Linked DNA regions of Homo sapiens: region 2 is linked to region 1. Evidence: chromatin contacts called from ENCODE Hi-C or POLR2A ChIA-PET data. All regions are on one chromosome and are shown on one strand. Each heading gives the region's core, a stretch centred on a gene start or an enhancer-like site at or near the end of the contact. The rest is flanking DNA. Distances are from core to core; before and after follow the strand shown.

Region 1 (3,597 bases), core at 157-2,656:
GAAGTGAGACAAATGCCTGAGAAGGTGGTCACTGGTCGCCAGTAGAGAGACCTTCTATTGGAGAAGAGCAGATAACAAGGTTGAAGTGGAGGTGCAGAGGATGGCATTTTGGGGGGTATAGCATGGCAAGAAAAAGCAAATTGCTTCTTTCTTTTTAAGAATATTTATAGACAGAAAGTGCCCCCAAATCAATAAAAATATTAGGTTTCCCAAAAGGGACTTATTAGTGGAGCATATTTCCAGAGTGGAGAGGAGGTGGAATCCAGCTTGTATACTGAAGACATTTGAAAATGCAGGGCAGATATCCAGAGTGGAGGATGGTGGCGAACAGTAGTACATCCACAAGATGGGAAGTAGTTGTTCTGCCATTGAAATGATTATTGGGAAACACCATGAGAAGTGCTTAGGATACAATGTTGGGTGGAAAAGCTCATTATAAAGTGGTCTGTGCACTGATAGAAAAACCATGTCTGCCTGCGAAAGCAAAAAATTAAAATAATCGTGTTAAATTAAAAAAAAAAAAAACTTGCCCCAACATGGTATTGAAATATCCTTTTGAGGAACCTAGACTTAAAATGATCCACTGTCAGGCAAAAGGCTTTTAGATTCATGCTGCTTTTTAATTGGTGTCTACCTTGGGGTTCCAGCCTTGGGGACCCTCTAGTGTGAGGTGGTGGCTGGCTGCTAAGCGCCTGCAGGAGGCCATGGGCTGGCGATCGTGTCTGCTCTGTTTCTGCTCTGGATTGCTGGGAACTCCCCCGTGACAACCAGCACTTTAAACGCTTTTAAAGCCTTCAAACACTTTATTGTTTTTCCAGACTGACTTCCAGTGGATGTTCTGTGCTTAGGAGGAAGGCCAGTGCTTGTGGAGAGTTTGAGGCGATGAGTCAAGGCAAGGGGAGAGGGTGCTGATTCTTTGTGCTTTATCATCTTGTCCTTTCATTGGAGAGGAAGGTGGGGCTCAGATATTTCCACTTTAGCAAGAGATGGATGGAAAATAGCTGAGATCCTTCACTCCGGTGGAGGAAGTACTGCAGGGTGAAGGAAAGTTGATAGAGCAGAATCGGGGACCTGAGACTGTGGCTGGTTGGAAGTCAGTAGAGTCCAAGTTGGTGGCACTTCTCTGATCTAATCTTTCTGGGCTTTATAGAAAGTCTAGAAAAAGGAAAACTTCATAGGATAAGAAGCTTTGGCATCAAATTTACATTTCACAAAAGGTGCTTGACTATTTATTCTGGTGGTTTGGGAGGGGAGCTAGACTTTTACATTTTAAATGCAAATGTATTTTCCAGGGTAGAGAAGAAATAGCAGTTCCCTGTGCCCCTACAGACCCTGTCTGATGGCCAGGCATGCTAGGGAGGTGCTTGTTCTTCACACCTGGGCGTGTCAGCTGTGCCAGAGGAGCTGTGTCACACGCCACACAGGCGCCCACCCCTCCCCCCCACCACCACAGGAAATGCAAGGAGGACTGTGATGGCTGGGGTGGCCACGGTTCTTGGGGGTAATTCCCATGAGTCCTGGGAAACTCCAGGGTTTACACCTGTCAATCCCAGCACTTTGGGAGGCCAAGGCGGGTGGATCACCTGAGGCCAGAAGTTGGAGACCAGCCTGGCCAACGTGGTGAAACCCCGTCTCTACTAAACATACAAAAATGAGCCAGGTGTGGTGGTGGGCGCCTGTAATCCTAGCTACTTGGGAGGCTGAGGCAGGAGAGTCGCTTGAATGCGGGAGGGGGAGGCTGCAGTGAGCTGAGATCGCACCACCGCACTCTGGCCTGGGCGATAGACCGAGGCTCTGTCTTCAGAGGAAAAAAGGTTGCCCCCTTGTGGACAACTATCTACAGTACCCATTTTGAAGCTGAACCCACTGAGGCCCAGACAGCTTCAGAAATTGGTTCAAAGGCATCCAGCCGATTGAGAGCACCTGGCATCTCAGACTAGGGCCTCTGGAGTCCCAGTCCCTGGCCTCGCGTTGCCGACGTTCCCCCGGCCCTGGAGACAGCAAGCCAGCCTGCGCCACACAGGCAAGGCAGCCTCACTCCCGGCCTTCCACGTGGGCAGCCCGGCCACTTCCCCCACAGCATTTTCTGTTGTCATTTGTACCAAGAGATAAATGCTTTCCAAAAACTTTCCTGTGGCCTCCTGGAAGGAGGCCGATTAAGCCAAACCTATCACCACGCTAACTTTGTCCTTCTCTGGGCCTGACTGTCGGCCCCACCAGTATCTCTCCCGGACACACCCCGTGTGGCAGAGGAGCCTTCGCAGCAGCTGCTGCGGGAACGAGATTTGTCCCTTCTCAGGCCAAGGCGGGGAAGGACCTCGAAGAAACGGAGGGCGCCGGGCTGGCAGTTCAGGCTCAGGGCCGCTGGGGGGAGTTTGCGCAAGGCTGGGAGCCCCGAGGCCCCGGGGGAGGTGGGGAGGCAGAAAGAAAAAGAGCCTTTTTTAAGTTTTACAAACAAGTTCGTTTTGTATGTCAATCTGGGTCTGACCTGGAAAAAAAAACACTAAGAAACTGCGTCTTCAAACAGTGGCTGCTCAAAAGAATGAAACTGCGCGACCGGGAGACCACGGAAAGGGTGTCTATCTTCATTCCCATTTTTAATTTAAACTTTAATGGAAAACACATTTTGCATTTTCTGGTCTTTCCACCTGCAGCCTCAGATGGTCGGGCAGAGGTTTTGAGTCTGGGCAATTAAGCTGGTGCAATCTTATCACTTCCAGGCCTGGGTTTGACTGGTGAAGGAGAACAGAATGCCAGCTGAACAAAAGGCCAGGTTTCCCTGGACCCAGTAGTCAGCCAGGATTGTTGTTTAAAGATCCCAGAGCCTTGCACCCTCCCGCTCCTGCACACTCAGCCAGAGCTGTTGATATAGCAGTGCAGCCCAGAGAAAAGAGAGACCTGGATTCAATAGGCTGGCTGTGAGGGGGCACTGGTGAATTCTATGGTCACAGCGAGGCAGGAGACAAAGGCTTTGGCACTGGGACGCTTGCGCCCCCTGGCCCAGGTGTCCCCGATGAAAAGCAGGTTAGGTTGAGGGAATGTGAAGCAGCAGAAACCGTGATTGTTGGGGTTCTACCCCACACCTGCAAAGCCTCACACTGCTCACTCCCCTCTCCTTTCAGATCCAGGTACTGTCTCTAGCAGCACATGGATTCAAACATGGAATGGAAAATGATCTTTTCCCCATGCTTGCACTTTGGGAAGGCCATTCTATTCTCAGCAGGAGCTACTTTATGCTTTTTAGAGCAAAAATGCCCTCAATAAATAGATATATGTATATGCATACACACCCATATACAAATATATACATACAAACACATATACAGAAACTTACAAATAACCAAGTAGGCAAATCTTATACTTCAGTTTGAACTGAAGTACAACACAGAGAGAAGTGCAAAAATCATGAAGTGCGCTACGTGAGACATTATCGTGACGTGAATCCACCCACTCCCATAAGCACCTCCCGGGCCAAGGAGTAGAATTTCAGCCCCCTGTACCCTCTCTCCACCCCACAACCGCTTCCTCCACAAAACTAACCACCACCCTGCTTCCCAGCCCCATAGGTGAGTTTTGCCTATTTCTACGATTTAGCCT
Region 2 (3,886 bases), core at 871-3,370, 40 kb before region 1:
CCTCCAATTCAGCCAAAACGTTTGGAGGAGGCTGCGCTGTCCACGTCCACAGTGCTCTGAACGTGCCTCATCTGATCTTGGAAGCTAAGCAGGATCGAGCTGAGTACTCAGATGGAAGAAGGCTATTCTCGTGCGTGTGCAGAGACCAAGATCATAGGGAAAAGCATGTCTAAGGTTGGGTTTTGTGTACAAATATTGTATAGGAACATAATTCAACCTGTTTAAAACAGGAGGATGATTGTGGCTGAAACCACGGTGGGAGGAAGGAACATGTTACATTTCTTCAAAGATAACTGCAGATCGAATGCCTTCATCCTTGTGACCCGCGCTGCCTGCACTGTGGTGTGTTTTGCTTGGTTTGCACCAATGCCCTGGCTGGCGGTCACTTGCTCTTGGTGGCCAGTTTCATTTCCTGGTTTTGAGAAAATGTCAGGGAGGCCTGTTGCTTGGGCATACTGTCACTGAGGGAAGTGTGCAGTTTTAAAATGTCAAAGCCAGCAGGCTCATGTCCAGTGCATGCCATCAATCAGCAAATGTCCCTGGACCCCTAATGAGCCCACTGAAAGTTCAAACGGTAAATAACGAACAGATAAAGATCTTGCCCTAAAATCGCCTACCATCTAACCAAAGGGGCAAGATCAAAAGGGAAAGAAAAATAGTATCAATATGGAAAAATAAATGTACTAATTGCTGTAGTGTTTGTGGGCAAAGAATGCAGCTGAGAAAGTGCAGCCTCGTGGAAAGGGCCCCACGGAAGGGAGTCCAGAGGGTTGGCCTCACACTCTTCCCCTTCCCGCTTTATGACCACGAACGTAGTCCTTCAGAACCTTTGTTTCTTCATCAGCAAAGTGGGGGAGGGGAATAATCCTGCCTTCTTCTCCAGTTTATTAGAGTAATTAAATAAGATTATAGATGTGGGAAGGCTCCTATTAAGATCAATGTCTTAAACTATAAAATAATCTACAATTTTCCTTGTCATTATTATTACTGATAACAACAAAATGAGGGGAAATAAGTCTAGAAAATGCATCATCTGCCTGTTCCATTAAAAAGAGACAGAGGCAGAGATGGAGCTGGACACAAGAATTCAACCAGCCTAGGACTTTGTTCTGGCACCTCAGTGTATATTTAAAGTCCTGTATAATAACATAGAAGTAATCATGGTTATCGCTTATTTGTATTGATGGATTTAAGGTGGGCTTTTTATTTCTAAGGTTTGGATACATCTAAGAAAATAGCATACTTCCTAAGATACCATTTGATTTTAATTTTCAGAGAGCTGATCACCAATTTGGGAGAACTTTGTGACTGTATGTTTGGTATAATTCCTTTAGAGATCAATTTGATGATGGAGAAATAATCCTCACATTATCCACATTATCAGATGTCTAGATAAGATAGGAAAGGTAACTTTATCACAGCTGTGTGACCCATGATGGCCTAGGTAGCTGAGTGAACCAGAAGTCTGAACTTGGAAACTAAGTTGTAAAGTTCTTATGAACTTCCTAGGGCTTCCTGAGCCTCCCCCCACCTTTAGATGCCAAGTCTCTTTGCAAATTCATATCATTCCTGCAAACAGAAAATAGTATTTAGAATAATAAGATGTTTTTCAAATTTTCCTTCAAGGGTCCTATGAGCTGGCCTGATAAATTGTTTAACTTTGAAGGGAATTTTGAACAAATAGGACAAGACAATCGAAACACGTATCTAGAATTAGGACATGGTTGATCCCGAAGTTCTTAAATACTGAAACCTCCTTGTGGTATGCAGAGGCCAAATTGATCATCTTTAGGCAGAGATTCCTTAGACATGATCGATGAGGCTATCCATCTAGCGTAACACTGAGACTTTCTTGTGTAAACCCCTCACACCCACTAAACAGGAAATGCAAGCTACTAGAGCTGAACATTCAACCACCCCCTAAGTCCCCACCCTCCACCCCCGCCCAGCATAAGAACATTATTCTTTGCTTTCCTTTCCGAAGAGCTGTAGGCATTCATTCATATATGCAGAGCAATCAGACATCATTAGACAAAGAACACCTGATAATAATTCTCACATTTTGGAATCTTAAGAAACTTCCAATGAAAGGGGTGATACGAGTTGGTAAGCCACAGCTTTTGGCGGTAGCATGAGCCCTCTGGCTTCTGAAACCCTAGAGGCCACAGATAAGATACACTCTTGTAGCAGGCTTGTCATACTTGAAATTCTAACTGGTAGCTTGATATCCTGAGTTGCTTTCTCACTTGAGCAACTTTGGTTGAGAATGTAGGAACCTGGAAAGATTTCTTGAGACATGCTCATTTTAGACACACCCAGAAACATGCCAGGTACAGATGACAATTTCCACTATAGGTAAAACATCTCAAAACAGAAGCCTAAGCTGACAGTGGACCAATAACTGCATTGTTTATTGGTTTCCCAAGGCAAATGTTCAGCAAATTCTGTATATATAATCAACAGAAAATTTTGTTCAGATTCTAGAAAAGATAGCTGCTGTTTTGTATATGTGTGTACTTTCTGCTATAGTAGTATTTGCATAAGTTAAATATTTTCAGTGCAATTTTTATTAGTTTTCAAAATGCACTTTTGTGGGTATCTGTGTGTATGCAGGTGTGTGGGGAGAACCATGAACAAGACAAAGACCCCTTGTCACTGAGGGCAGAGCCTGACTCAGCATCCCAATACAGCCCCTGGTTTGCATTCTTCCCAAAGGAGGCACATTCTAACAAACAAACAACCATGCCAAGCCTCCGACCACAAACCCAACCAAACATTTTCAAAAAGATGTATATATTTCTGTGAAAGAATATGGATATCTTTCAGTGCTCAAGAGGCAGTATTCTGCAGTAGATCTAACTCAAGTGGATAGGGACTTCGGAAAGCCCTTTTTCAAACTGAGTTTGTTGAATCCAGCTAGCTACATGGAAGGGATGGCAGGGCTCAGTGGGAGCAGGACACAGTAGGGGAGGCCAGGGTGCAAGCTCATCCACTCCCTCATCTGTAAAATGGGTTAGTTCCCTGACCACCTCACCACACTATTGTCAGGCCTCCTTCACTGGGAGCTGAAAAAGACAAACGCTGAAGCAGAAAGGAGGGTTTTTACAAACAAGGCTTGAATGATAGACACATATGGGGCATGCGTCTCCCATCACAGCCCCCACCACACCGGAACACGAGCTCTGTTCAACATGGTCCTCCTCTCTAATGTCTATGAGTTCTAGAACTTGAACAAATCTTTGTCAAGAATGTAGTCCAGCTCTGTCTCCAAACCATGAACTCATCTGTGAACAAGACATTTCTATTTTCCTTTATCTTTAAAAATTTATTTTAAATGAAATAAATGATGCATGAATGTATTCTGTAGAAAATTTAAATAGAGATCGAGGAAAAGCCCTCTTGCCTCAGGGTACCCCATAATCTCACTTCCCATCCTAGAAATGGCCATCCAGGGCTTATTGAGGTACCTAAGATAGCTTATGTGAATGATGTCACTTTTAGCCTTAGGAAATGTTCTTTTGGGCTCAGTTCCAGTTACTTTTGTTGTGAGGTTCTTGTGGAAGGTTCACTTTCTATCTACCTGCAGACAAATGCTCGGAGCTTATGATATATAACATCAAGGGCTTGCTTGGCTGTCAGAAGTAGGATTGCTTAATCAAAACCTGTGTGGAAATAGCCTGTTATCTCTATGGACTTAAATGGTCATCAGCAGTTCCCCAAATTCAAGACTCCCATGACAATACCATTGAGTTCTGAAGCTGGAAGGGATCAACAAGACGAGGTTCTACCATTGTTTGAGCCTTAACAAGTCATGGCAAGGTTTTACCTTAATATTGTCATTATTACAGTATAATTTTAGAAGAATGAGTTTATAGGGGAGCAAACA

Evidence for each region. A loop is a pair of places that touch in the nucleus more often than their neighbours do. ChIA-PET counts read pairs that join two places held with the same protein, here RNA polymerase II (POLR2A). Pooled maps may share reads with other maps.
Region 2: a loop to region 1 is called in a map of B cell, with 2.0 times the contacts of the local background. The contact joins two enhancer-like sites. A Hi-C loop is called at or near these places in 3 of 168 maps with a recorded cell type or tissue (B cell, Panc1 and astrocyte of the cerebellum), 1 of 37 single-sample maps with no recorded cell type and 5 of 50 pooled maps. POLR2A ChIA-PET finds 5 or more read pairs at or near these places in 7 of 52 experiments (CD4-positive, alpha-beta T cell, CD8-positive, alpha-beta memory T cell, OCI-LY7 and 4 more).

The regions. Positions count from the first base shown.
Region 1 is chr11:128,774,850-128,778,446 of GRCh38, forward strand. All of the region lies in intron 4 of FLI1 (Fli-1 proto-oncogene, ETS transcription factor), which reads left to right. Among named protein-coding and RNA genes, the nearest start is that of SENCR, 81 kb to the left of the region's middle. RefSeq lists an enhancer at 1,879-2,484. Within about 2 kb of position 1,407, at least 6 of the 41 ENCODE cell types and tissues checked have a DNase peak (open chromatin) inside an H3K27ac peak, as active enhancers do.
Region 2 is chr11:128,734,236-128,738,121 of GRCh38, forward strand. All of the region lies in intron 1 of FLI1 (Fli-1 proto-oncogene, ETS transcription factor), which reads left to right. Among named protein-coding and RNA genes, the nearest start is that of SENCR, 40 kb to the left of the region's middle. RefSeq lists enhancers at 1-60, 1-359. Within about 2 kb of position 2,121, at least 6 of the 41 ENCODE cell types and tissues checked have a DNase peak (open chromatin) inside an H3K27ac peak, as active enhancers do.